2 separate regions of the Homo sapiens genome follow, and region 1 is linked to region 2. A link is a loop called in an ENCODE intact Hi-C map of the cell type or tissue named here. Cell type or tissue: endothelial cell of umbilical vein. All regions are shown on one strand. Each heading gives the region's core, and the rest is flanking DNA. Links, peaks and the distances in the headings are about the cores only.

The links. Hi-C counts contacts between places; a loop is a spot of excess contacts. Peaks named below come from ENCODE experiments on the same cell type or tissue, not always from the same donor. Only the 100,000 strongest peaks of a DNase experiment are listed, where the experiment ranks them.
Region 1: it touches region 2 in a loop (2.8-fold over the local background); 5 of 110 quality-filtered maps call a loop at or near these places.

Annotation. Positions count from the first base shown.
Region 1 is chr11:107,692,632-107,699,556 of GRCh38, reverse strand. No RefSeq gene overlaps it. Among named protein-coding and RNA genes, the nearest start is that of SLN, 16 kb to the left of the region's middle. In endothelial cell of umbilical vein, for the core only: no CTCF peak of the experiment used is centred there; a DNase peak (open chromatin) is centred at 3,246; H3K27ac peaks cover 592 bases.
Region 2 is chr11:107,895,142-107,902,066 of GRCh38, reverse strand. No RefSeq gene overlaps it. Among named protein-coding and RNA genes, the nearest start is that of RAB39A, 30 kb to the left of the region's middle. In endothelial cell of umbilical vein, for the core only: a CTCF peak has its summit at 3,579; a DNase peak (open chromatin) is centred at 3,606; H3K27me3 peaks cover 456 bases.

The DNA of each region.
Region 1 (6,925 bases), core at 1,180-6,179, 200 kb after region 2:
AGAGACTGCCAACCTGAGACACATTTTGAATTATACCATATGTCACTGGCTTTAAGCATGGTTTCAGACCAGTTCATTTTGAATGACACTCGCGGTGGCTCACGCCTGTTATCCCAGTACATTGGGAGGCCGAGGCTGGCAGATCACGAGGTTACGAGATTGAGACCATCCTGGCTAACACGGTGAAACCCCGTCTCTACTAAAAATACAAAAAATTAGCCGGGCGCGGTGGCGGGCACCTGTAGTCCCAGCTACTTGGGAGGTTGAGGCAGGAGAATGGCGTGAACCCGGGAGGCGGAGCTTGCAGTGAGCCGAGATCGCGCCACTGCACTCCAGCGTGGGCAACAGAGCGAGACTCTGTCTCAAAAAAAAAAAAAAAAAAAAAAAAAAAAAAAATCACAGGCCAGGAATGGGGGCTCACGTCTGTAATCCTAGCACTTTGGAAGGTCCAGCTGGGAGGATTGCTTGAGTTCAGGAGTTCAAGACCAGCCTGGGCAACATAGTGAGACCTCATCTCTATTTTTTTTAATTAAAAAATTTTTTAAAAAAGAAAGGGCACATCTCAGACATGTAATACGACTAATGATTAGTCTCTGAGCCATACAGCATTCTGCTCCTGAGAAAGATGTACATAGTGAAATAAATGTATTTCCCTTGAAGACCTCTGTATGTGGTTTCATCTTGTCTTTTTCATCTTTTCCTAGTATTTTCAGTGTCATAGATATGTTTATTCTGATGCCACAATGGCTGATGTGAACTTTCAGCTGAGGCTGTATTTAATCTGCAATTAATTCTCTGAAATCAAAGGACATCCTTTTTATCTGCAGTGAAAAGGTAAAGCAAGCCCAATTCTTCAGACCTAGCTGTACAAACCACATGGACACTTATCTGTGGAGATAAGAATGAAGGTATATCTCTGCTGGTAGAAAATGACGTATTATTACCTGACAGCAGGACATATATTTAGATAAGCATCATTTTTGATTTGCACTTCAAAGCTGGCTAATGTTCTTTTGAATATTATTTATGATGATTTGAAAAAGACATACCAGAAGAGTTTTTTGTTGTTGTTGTTGTTGTTAATCTGGGTGCCAATCAAAAAAGAACTCAACCAGCCGGGTGCGGTGGCTCATGTGTGTAATGCCAGCACTTTGGGAGGCCGAGGCGGGTGGATCACAAGGTCAGATCGAGACCATCCTGTCCAACATAGTGAAACCCCATCTTTACTGAAATACAAAAAATTAGCTGGGTGTGGTGGTGCGCAGCTGTAGTCCCAGGTACTCGGGAGGCTGAAGCTGGGGAATTGCTTGAACCCGCGGGAGGCGGAGGTTGCAGTGAGCTGAGATTGTGCCACTGCACGCCAGCTTGGCGACAGAGCGAGACTCTGTCTCAAACAAAACAGAAACAAAAAACAAAACAAAACAAAACAAAAACTCAGCCTTGAAATATGAGTTGTTCTAAGTTACAATACTATTTAATTGTAAATTATTATAACCCTTCATTATAGTGTCTTATATTTTCTGGGAAGAGACAAATTTATTCAAATTTTGTTTGGCTGGAGTTTCCTTGAAGCTATCAGGGCTCTTTGGCTAAGTGATATTAGATTCTAGCCATGTTTATGAAATCATTCTTTCATCATCAACACCGACCTCTTTCATTAATAAAAACTTCTTGGTCATATTTCATAACTTTTTTTTTTTAAGAGACAGGGTTTTGCTATGTTGGCTAGGCTGGATTCAAACTCCTGGGCTTGAGCTGTTCTCCTGCCTCAGCCTCCTGAGTAGCTGGGACTATAGTTACACACCACCACACCTAACTACTTCATAACTTTTAGTTTTTTGGGTTTTTTTGAGACAGGGTCACTTTGTCACCCAGGCTGGAGTGCAGTGGCATGATCATGGCTCACTGCAACCTTGACCTCCTGCGCTCAAGTGATCCTTCCACCTCAGCCTCCAGAGTAGCTGGGACGACAGGCGTGTGCCACCAGACTCAGCTAATTTTTGTAATTTTTGTAGAGATGGGGTTTCGCCATGTTTCCCAGGCTGATCTTAAATTCCTGAGCTCAAGTGATCTGCCCTCCTCAGCATTCCAAAGTGCTGGGATTACAGGCATGAGCCACTGTGCCCAGCCTAATCTTACTGTTCTATGACTATAAAATACTTGAGATCAAGGTCTCTGTAGCCATATTTGTGTTATTGAGGTTGATGAAGAAATCGAGGGGAAAAGAAGAGAAAGAGTGAGGTCTATCGCTGCCTCTTTTAATGTGGTAGAACTTTTTGTCTTATAGAAAGCGTGGAGCCTTTTTAAATGAATGCTTCACACTGGACATCACCCAGTGGTACTTAAACTAGACTACATGATGTAGGCACAAGTTTCAATAGAGAGTAGGAGAGATACCTCCACAATATGTGGGCTTAATTTCAAGCACAGGGAGTAATTGTCTCCTACCAGACCTCCAATAAGGTTTCCAGACTGTTCCAGCTAGAGGAGATTTCAAAGATACTAGGTTCAACAGTGAGATTTTATAGGGGTGGGGGACAGGGTTAGAGAAGTTACACAACTACCCATGTTTTGTTCGTGGCAATGCTGGGGTGACAAGCCAGATCCCCTGATGTTTAGACCAATGTGTTTCCAAGTGGCAACTCTATTAAATTGGATTTCTTTATGGAATCTGTCTTCACAGCTCTCGGGTGGGGGAAAAAAAAGCAAAATATGGTTCCTTTTGTCTGTGGCCCAAAGACTGTATCCCATTCCACACATATATAATTGGAAGTGTTTAATTGTGTGGCTACCCATGACCAGGTTTCTCTTTTATAGGCTGGAAAATGTATTGACACTTGTCCTGGCTGGATATCCAGGTATTTTTTTACTAAAGATTCAGCTTCTAGTAGTGCAGTTACTTGAAAAAGGGTGGGCTCAGGGGTGCTGGAATCAGAAGCCTTCTGAATCTCTCAGAATCTTTCTAATGTCTGTTTAGTGATAGACACTTTAGCCATCATTAAGGCTGGAAGTGGAAAGGAAATATCAGCAAGGGTTGAAATTTTAGCTGTGGAGAGGAATAAGTGCTTCTATGACCTCTAAGTTTCCCTACAATGTAATATCATTGGATGGTTTCCTTAAGAACTTTATTTACAACTCTCAGATGCTAAAACCAGCTGCTTACAGATATCTTTCCTATCTTTCCCTACTCTCAAGGAACATGATCTAAACATGAGTCATCACAGGCACCAAGATCTTGGCTAGAAAATCTTCCTAGTGACACGTATCCTATTCTCTGAGAGTTGCCAAAGGAATTCTTTCCATAGCTTCTTCCTCAGAACAGAGGCAATAGGGCATAGTGGAAAAAGATGGACTTTGGCAACAATTAATTAATCCTGAGCAAGCCACTTATTAGTGTTTGACCTAACACAAGTAAATTAAACTCCATGAGCCACACTTTTCTCATCTAAATATAGAAATAATGCTACCTATCTCAGAAAGTAATGGAAGAAGTAGAAATGGTGAATATAAAAATACACACAAAGTACAAAACATAGTAGAATCTAGGTAAATGATAACATTTAAACATAATTTTTAGGTTACATTGGGCTAATACTATGGAACCCCAACTTCTGTATAAGATAAGCTTTTGAGAGTTTATTGCCCCCCACCAAGTCCTAAACACTGACCGGTGCATGTGTGTGTATTGGGAGTAGGGAGTTGGTTGAGAGAAGACAAAACAAGACAATGATTCTCATCTTTTAACTAAAATGTTAGTATTCTTTTTCATCTTTCTCTTTCTCATTCATTGCTTTCTCATTTCCTTTTAAAAAATACTTTTAAAACAAAAAATATATATCAATACCTTCTTGTTTAAAAATGTGAACAGAAGCATCTTTGTCATTCCTTTTTTCTGACTGGGAAGAGTCGAAATAGCTGATGCTATAGAGATGAAATGCTAGCAAGTAAACAAGGCTGGCTCTTCCTGTTAGAAGTCAAAATTGTCTTAAGTACTCTTGCATATTAACTTTTACAAATGAAGTTTAGAATCAGTTTTTCAAATTTTGTAAAAAGCCCTTTGGGATTTTGATTTGAATTACATTGAATTTTAAGTTAGTTTCAAGAGAATTATCACCATTAAAAGATCAAATATTTCCAGTAATGAATGTGAAGTATTTTCCTAAATTTTGTAGTCTATTTAAAAAAAAAAAGTGCTTCAGCAAAATGTTTAGTTTTATTTAAAAGGTCTTTGATATTTCTTATTAAATTTATTCCTATAGATTTTATAGCTTTTTGCTATTATAAATGAAATGTTTTTCTATTAATTGAAAATAATTAAAATATTTTAAAATAACTTAAAAACTAACATTGCTATTAATTTAATAACAATAATACGTTTATAATAATATATTTATTTTATGTCTAGCCACATTTCTAAACTTTTTGTCAGTTCCAGTAGTTTGGCAGTTGTTGCTTTGGAATTTTCAGGTGGACAATCACATGTTAGGCAAATACAGTTTCCCCACTAAGTATGATATTTGACATAAGTTTCTGGTGGATAGTCTTTATCTGGTAAAGAAAGTTTTCCTTCTATTCTGAATTTGTTAATTTAAAAAATTTGGATTTTTTTTTCTTTATCAAACACTTTTCTAGCATCTATTGAGATCCTCATAAAGTTTTATTCTCATTTGACCTGGTAATTAATTAAACTATGGATATTCCTGGGGTATATCCTACTTGATCACAACATATTCTTTCATTATAGTATCAGAGTCAGCTTACTATCTTATTTAGAAGGTTTGCATCTGTATTCATAAGTGGAATTGTTTTTTAATTTTCTCTTTTTGTGCCTTCCTTGTTCAGTCTAGATTTGGTAATAGGATCATGCATCATGCTGGTCTTATGAATTGGATTGGGTAGATTTCAATTTTTCCTTATAGTTTGTAATATTTATGTAACATTATGTCATATTTTATGTAATATTGGAATTATCTTTTCTTGAGGATTTGGTAGAACTCATTGGTAAAATTGTCTTGGTGGACTACAGTGATTAGGGATAGATCTTGGGTAATTATATGGTTGATAAATTATTTAGATTTTCTACTCATGAATCAATTTGAATAATTTATATTTTCTCTTAAAATCTTTCATTTCTTCTAGGATTTTAAATATATAGAAAGTGGATAACCCAACCCAACCTTTATTCTGAAAACAGCAAAAAAAAAAAAAGCTAGACAAAATTTTTTTAAAAATCTGCTTGAAGGCCTCAGGAGCTAAGAAGGGAGTAAATAATTACAGAGATAGAATCATGGAGGAAAAGGAAACACAAGAAGTCAACTCAGCATTTGGGACTGTTTTTTCCCCATTAGTCTCTAGATTCTGAAGAAGTGACTGAGAGGGTGAGCAGTGGTTTAGATCACCATTAGGAACTAAGGGAATAAATATTTGAATTCAGAGTCCCCTAAGAAGGGAAATCATGGTAAGCTCCATAGCTTTTGGGACCCTCAAAAGTGTACCCTAAGAAAAAGGGTAAGCCAGAAGTAAACCAACCTTCATTCAATCTTTTACTTATGTTGACAATCTCTCTTTAGACCATTTATATTTAATGTAACTATTAATATGGTTATATTTAGTATTATCATTTTATTATTTGTTTTCTGTCGTTCCTTCTGGGTATTTTTTTCTGTTTCCACTCTCTTGTGTATGCCCTATAAATCTGTCTATTTTTTGGGCTATATATTTTTAAATAATTGCTCTGGGAATTGCAATATGCACTTTTAACAATCTACTTAGAGTTAATATTTTACCACTTTGAGTGAAATGTAAAGTTACATTAAAGTTGTCATATGTTTGCAACTATATAAACTGAACCCCCCCAGAAAACATAATGTTATAATTTTACTTTCAATAGTCAGACATGTTTTAAGGAACTTAAGAGAAAAATAGTCTATTTATTCAGATATTTACCATTTCTATTGCTTTTTCTTCATTCCAATTATTCCTCTGGTATCTTTTCTCTTCCACCTGAAGAACTTCCTTTATCTTCCCTTTTAGAGTAGGTCTGCTGCCAACAAATTCCCTTAGTTTTCCTTCATCTCAAAACGTCTTTATCTGACCTCATCCTTGAAGAATATTTTCACTAAATATAGAATTGTGGTTGGCCATTATTCTCTCTCAGCACTTTAAAAATGTTCCACTGTCTTCTGACCATCATGGTTTATTTTTATTTTTATTTTATTTATTTATTTATTTATTTTGAGACAGAGTCTCGCCGTCACCCAGGCTGGAGTGCAGTGGCTCGATCTCGGCTCACTGCAGCCTCTGTCTCCTGGGTTCAAGCAATTCTCCTGCCTCAGCCTCCTGAGTAGCTGGGACTACAGGCGCATGCCACCACATCTAGCTAATTTTTGTATTTTTGTAGAGACAGGGTTTTACCATGTTGGCCAGGATGGTCTCGATCTCCTGACCTCGTGATCTGCCTGCCTTGGCCTCCCAAAGTGCTGGGATTACAGGCATGAGCCACCGCGCCCTGCCATCATGGTTTCTTAAAAGAGATCTACAAGCATTCAATTTGTCATGCCGTATATGTGGTGTTTTATTTGTCTCTAGCTGCTTGCAAGCTTTTTCTTTTATTTTTGGGTTTCAGCAGTTTTAAGTCATGATGTGTCTGACTGTGGTTTTCTTTCTTCCTCACCACCCCTGCCCCCCACCCATCTGGCTGTGGTTTTCTTTGAGTTACTCTGTTTGAGGTCCACTGAGCTTTTAAATCTGCAAATCCATGTCCTTCAACAAATTTGGGATATTTTTGGCCATTATTTTTTCAAATTTTTTTCTGCATTAATTTATTTCTCCTCTTCGTCCTGGACCTTAGTGATATGGACTATTAGACCTTTGATGTTGTCCTGCAGTTTCCCAAGACTCAGTTCAATTTTTAAAAAATGGTTTT
Region 2 (6,925 bases), core at 605-5,604:
CAAAGTGCTGGGATTACATGTGTGAGCCACCGTGACTGGACCCATTTCTTATCCTTTTTCTTTTTTTTTTTTTTTTGAGACGGAGTCTGGCTCTGTCGCCTAGGCTGGAGTGCAATGGCGCGATCTTAGCTTACTGCAACCTCCGCCTCCTAGGTTCAAGCAATTCTGCCTCAGCCTCCTGAGTAGCTGGGATTACAGGTGCCCGCTACTACGCCCGGCCAATTTTTGTATTTTTAGTAGAGACGGGGTTTCACCATGTTAGTCAGGCTGGTCTCAAACTCCTGACCTCAGGTGATCCACCGGCCTCGGCCTCCCTAAGTGCTGGGATTACAGGCATGAGCCACCACACCTGGCCCCATTTCTTATTATTGTCTCTAAATGCCTAAAAGTTGAATGTAATATTTTTTGGATATATATATATTCTAATTTTCTTATTATCTCCTATTTTCTTTTTTTAAACAGAACTACTTTATTAATCTTAGAAATCAGTAATTCCAAGGGGTACCTTAACCCTGGCTCATGTTGTCAGCAGTACACTGACTTATCTCTTCTCTCTGGGAAACCTGTGATGAATGCTCTTTCTCCTCCACAGACCTTCCAAAAAGAAAAGAGCAACTTTGGTAGATGATTATGTTGTATCTCCCATTTTCTGTCTCTTCGTGTTCTTGTTTTACTTTTTGATAGAGCTTCTCAACTTTATCTTCCAATCTTTCAGTTGAATTTTTAATTTTTGCTGTCATCATTTAATTTCCAAGAGTTTGTGGTTTTTTGTTTTGTTTTGTTTTGTTTTTAATAGGGTCTGGGTCTGTCACCCAGGCAGGAGTTCAGTGGTACCATCACAGCTCTCTGCAGCTTCAAGCTTTTGGGCTTAAATGATCCACCCACCTCAGCCTCCCAGCGTAGCTGGGACTGCAGGTGTGTGCCAACATGCCTGGCTGATCTATTATTATTATTGTTTTAGAGATGGGTCTTTCTATGTTGCCCTGGCTGGTCTTTAACTCCTGGGCTCAAGCAATCTTCCCACTTTGGTCTCACAAAGTGCTGGGATTACAGATGTAAAACACCACACCCAGCCAGTTTTTTGTTGTTTTTGTTGTTGCTCTCTGATTATTTTCTTTGTACACTGTGCTCTTCTTGTTTCATGATATTAATTATTATCTTCGAAGTTTTCCTTTAGTCCCTGCTTAGTCTATGTTTGCTCTGAGTTCATTTTGTTCTCTCTGGTGGGTTGTTTTGGCTTCCGACTTTCCACAGGAGGCTTCAGCTTCCTCATTTCCACTGTCAGTTGCCATGTGTTTGATTACTTGTCTCTTCCAAAATGTGGTTGACATCCTTGTCTACTGTTGTCTTTTCTTCTGTTGTCTTTGTGGGTTTAAGTCTCTTTTGTTGTTGTTGTTGTTAATTTGTTTACTATTACTCACTGGGATTTTGGAAAGGAACAAATATAAACACATCTGCTCAGTACAATATGTTTCAAAATGACTTATTTGATGTGTGATGAACTAAGATCTAAGGGAGTGAGGTGAATTGCCCAAGCACCAAACTCTAGTGTGTGGCAAAACCAAGCTAGTACTTAGTGCTTCTGTTTTCAAGTTCAGGGTTATTATTATCAATTTCTGCTTTCCCACTCCTCCCTTTCTACCACTAGCGCTTATAACTATCCAGTAGTCTTCCTATGTATTATTTATTTGCTCATTTCCCCACCCCATCTTCCATGCTATATATATGTAGTACGGGGACAGTGTCTGACACAGAGTAAGCACTCAGAACTTAATGATTGAATGAATGAATGAAAAGGTAAGTGGCCTGTACCTTAGATTTCCCCTCACTTAGGATTTTGCTTTTGAGAAAAACACCTTCTCCAAATGATGACTGGTGGAAGGCATACAGACATTTGACTTGTGGTTTTGGAAGAATATGCCTAATCTTCTTAATTGAAAAGCAGAAAACAGGGTGATTAACGGTATGAAATTAAATATATGCACCTATTATATACCCACAAAAATAAGAAAAAAAGAATATGAGATTTGAAGACAGAGGTAGGTTTTAGTACTTGGGTTCAAATCCCAGTTACCTCACTTACAATTTGTGCAACCTCTTTCTCCTTTTCAAGTGTAAAAAGGTAAAGTATCTGATTTTTAAAGCCCTAGATCAGTGCATTCTATTTCTGTCTTTTCCCTTCTCATAATTATTCTCCCCTTTTGGAGTTCTGTGGTGTCTGTTTTTAAAGAAAGGAGGTGGCTGGGCATGGTGGCTCATGCCTGTAATCCCAACACTTTGGGAGGCCAAGGTAAATGGATCACTTGAGGTCAGGAGTTTGAGACCAGCCTGGCCAACATGTCAAAACCCTGTCTCTGTTAATACTACAAAATTAGCTGGGTGTGATGGTGCATGCCTGTAATCCCAGCTACTCGGAAGCCTGAGGCTTGAGAATCACTTGAACCTGGGAGACAGAGGTTATAGTGAGCCGAGATCGGGCCACTCCACTCCAGCCTGGGCAACAGAGCAAGACTCCGTCTGAAAAAAAAAAAAAGTTGGGCACAGTGGCCCACACATGTAATCCTAGCAGTTTGGGAGGTCAAGGCTGGCAGAACACTTGAGGTCAGGAGTTCGAAGCCAGCCTGGCCAACATGGTGAAAACCCTGTCTCTATTAAAATACAAAAAAATTAGCTGGGCATAGTGGTGGGTGCCTGTAATCCCAGCTACTGGGGAAGCTGAGGCAAGAGAATCGCTTGAGCCGGGGAGGTGGAGGTTACACTGAGCCGAGATCATGTCACTGCACTCCCGCCTGGGTGACGGAGCGAGATTCCATCTCAGAAAAAAATAAATAAATAAAAAATAAAGGAAAAATAAATAAATAAAGGAGGTGCATTTCTTTCTTTGTCTGAATGGGTAAGTGCTAATTATATTTTGCAGAACTTATGTGAGTCTACTCCCCCAAAGTTTAGAAAGATCATAATTGTCTTGGTGTTTTCCCCTAATCTTAGGAGTATGCTGACTATAATGCTTAAAAGTGCTTTCATTTTTATTAATACTAGAGAAATTCAGGCCTTTAGTGCTTTTCACTAAAGACTATGGGAAGATGGTATAGCAAGTAATTACATTTTACTTCTAGCCCTTGTTCCCGACTGGTCCATTACTTCTTGATAACTTAATAAAGCTAAGAATAAAGTTCTTTCAGATTATTGAATAACTATTTTTTCTTTTAAGAGTCAAAGTCTCGCTCCATCACTCAGGCTGGAGGGCAGTGGCGCATTCACAGCTCACTGCAACTTTGAACTCCTGGGCTCAAGTCATCCTCCTGCCTCGGCCCCGCAAAATACTGGGATTAAAGGCATGAACCACCATTCTCAGCCTAAAAAACTATTTTTTCTGTCCTACAGAGATTATTATTGTTAGTTGAGGTTTTGTTCTGGGAAATACCAGACTATGGTAGAGCTCCCAAAAAGTTTCTCAGTTTCATAAACCTAAGAATCTGTTCCATTGGGTTGCTTTTGGCCTCCAAATGTTTGAATTCCTACAGAGTTGCCTAAAACAGTGAAGTAGGTGACTTAATTTTCCTTCTGCTATTGCAGAAGTATACACATGGAGGCAGTACAGTCTAATGGAGTCTGAGATTTGGAGTCAGCCTAGCATTCACCACCAGGATCTGTTGTGGATTAGTTGCATGATTATGTCCACTGGTGCAAGCTGTTAAATCTATACCTCTGTTTTTGCCTATATAAAACAATGTTTTGTGAATTAGTAAAATAATATTGTACATTTGGACGGGTTAAATTAATTTTATATTAGTAAATATTAATAAATCACTTCTGAGTGGCAGACATTTGCTAGATATCTCCATCCAGATGTCTTAGAGGTACCCAAACACAAAAAGTTCAATGTATAATTTGTTATTTTCCATTTTAGATCTGCTCCTCTCCCTACAGTCTTTTTTTTTTTTTTTTTTTTTTTTTTTGAGATGCAGTCTCGCTTGTCACCCAGACTGGAGTGCAGTGGCGCGAACTTGGCTCGCTGCAACCTCTGTCTCCTGGGTTCAAGCCATTCTCTTACCTCAGCCTCCCAAGTAGTTGGGATTACAGGTGCACGCCACCACACCCAGCTAATTTTTGTATTTTTAGTAGAGATGGGGTTTCACCATGTTGGCCAGGCTTGTTTCTAACTCCTGACCTCAAGTAATCCGTCCACCTCGGCCTCCCAAAGTGCTGGGATTACAGGTGTGAGCCACTGCACCTGGTCCCTACAGTCTTTAAAAGGAATAATTCATCCTTCATGCAGTTGCCTTAGTCAGAAGCCAGGGACTTAGCCTAGATGCCTCCATCCTCTCTACCCATGGCATCCAGTCAGCACTAAACCGTGTTGATTCTATTTCCTACATATGTTCAACCGTGTCCCCTTCACTTCATTCTTAACTCAGGCTCTCATCATCTTTTGCCTGGACTATTACAATTGCCTCCTAACTAGTGTTTCTGCCCCCTCCTTTGTATAACACACATTAGTGACAGAATGATGGTGGCATTCCCATGCTTCCAGGTGCTGCAGCTCCTCAGGAGGCATCAAGTGCTTTATGGCATGTGCCTGCGACCTCTATGACCTCTTCTTTCACTGCATCTCCATGTGCCCTCTGTGAGCCAGCCATATCCCATGTGTTTGAAGTTCCTCTCCTTTTTGCCTGTAATGTCCTTTCTATCTCCTTGGCTGTCTACCAAATTCCTACCTTTATTTTCTTTTATTCTATTTTATTTTATTTTATTTTATTTTGAGACAGAGTCTCACTCTGTTGCCCAGGCTGGAGTACAGTGGCACGATCTTGGCTCACTGCAAGCTCCACCTTCTGCATTCAAGCAATTCTTCTGTCTCAGCCTCCTGAGTAGCTGGGATTACAGGCACCTGCCACCACACCCGGCTAATTGTTGTATTTTTAGTAGAGACGGGGTTTCACCACATTGGTCAGGCTGGTCTTGAACTCCTGACCTCAGGTGATCCACTTGCCTTGGCCTCCCAAAGTGCTGGGATTACAGGTGTGAGCCACCGCGCCCAGCCCCAAATTCCTACTTTTTAAGGAGCTGCTTTTGCCATCTTGTCAATAAAGTCATTCTTGATCCCCTTTCACTCACTCTATACTGTCTCTTGCCACTCAGCCTCAAGAGCTTCTTCTCCATCTCCTTCTCTTTCTTCTTTTTTTGAGACAGAGTCTCACTCTGTCGCCCAGGCTGGAGTGAGGTGTCACGATCTCAGCTCATTGCAAACTCTGCCTTCTGGGTTCAAGCAATTCTCATGCCTCAGCCTGTCCAGTAGCTGGGATTACAGGTATGTGCCATCACGCTTGGCTAATTTTTGTATTTTTAGTAGAGATGGGATTTCACCATATTGGCCAGGCTGGTCTTGAAATCCTGGCCTCAAATGATCCATCCACCTCAGGCTTCCAAAGTCTGGGATTACAGGCGTGAGCCACTGCACCTGGCCAAGAGATTCTTCTTTTCTACTTCCAAAGCACCTTCTATTCAACTCTATCTGGAGACCATACATGTCTGCATTTAAGAGCCCAGACTCTGGAGTTAGCAAATGTGGGTTTCAATCTATCACTTATTAACTAGGTAAATTTTTTTCTTTTTTTTTCCTTTTTTTTTTGAGACAGTCTCACTCTGTTGCTCAGGCTGGAATGCAGTGGTGCAATCTTGGCTCACTGCAACCTCCGCCTCCCGGGTTCAAGCAATTCTCTGCCTCAGCCTCCCGAGTAGCTGGGATTACAGGCACCTGCCACCATGTCTAGCTAATTTTTGTTTTTTTGTTTTTTTTTTTTTTTGAGACAGAGGCTGGCTCTGTTGCCCAGGCTGGAGGCCAGTGGCATGATCTCGGCTCACTGCAAGCTCCTCCGCCTCCTGGGTTCACCTGCCATTCTCCTGCCTCAGCCTCCAGAGTAACTGGGACTATAGGCGCCCACCACCACGCCCGGCTAATTTTTGTATTTTTAGTAGAGACGGGGTTTCACCGTGTTAGCCAGGATGGTCTCCATCTCCTGACCTCATGATCCACTCACCTTGGCCTCCCAAAGTGCTGGGATTACAGGCTTGAGTCACCGCGCTCGGCAATTTTTGTATTTTTAGTAGAGACCTGGTTTCACCATCTTGGCCAGGCTGGTCTTGAACTCCTGACTTAGTGATCCACCCACCTCGGCCTCCCAAAGTGCTGGGATCACAGGCGTGAGCCGCCAAGCCCAGCCATAAATTTTTTTCTTAAATTTTTTTTTTTCCTGCTCACCGTCCACCGTTATATGACCTCTTTAAGCCCCAGTTTCCTGTTCTATAAATGGAGATAATATTTGATACATGGTAAGCACTTAATATAGTAATAATAATAAGTATTTTTATTATTGCATTATTTAACTTTATTTTAATTGGCGATTTGTATGTATGGCTTCCTCTGCTGTCCATGCACATCTGAGGTCAGAACTTTGTTAACTAATTATTTAACAACATTAAGCGCTTATTATGATGTGCATATGTAATACATATGTGCACTTATGTAACCCTCTCAATGTTCTATCTGAGTCTAAGTTTGCTTGACTCCTAAATTCATGCTATTTTACCATACAGCCTTTTGGTTTGAATATTAACCTCTTTTTTTTCTTTTCCTTTTTCTTTTTTTTGAGACAGAGTCTCACTCCCATCATCCAGGCTGGAGTGCAGTGGCATGATCTTGGCTCACTGCAACCTCTGCTTTCCAGTTCAAGCAATTCTCCTGTCTCAGCTGGGATTACAGGCATGTGCCACCAAGTCTGGCTAGTTTTTTTTTTTTTTTTTTTTTTTTTAGTACAGATGAGGTTTCACCATGTTGGCCAGGCTGGTCTCGAACTCCTGACCTCAGGTGATCTGCCCGCCTTGGCCTCCCAAAGTGCTGAGATTACATGCATGAGCCATTGTG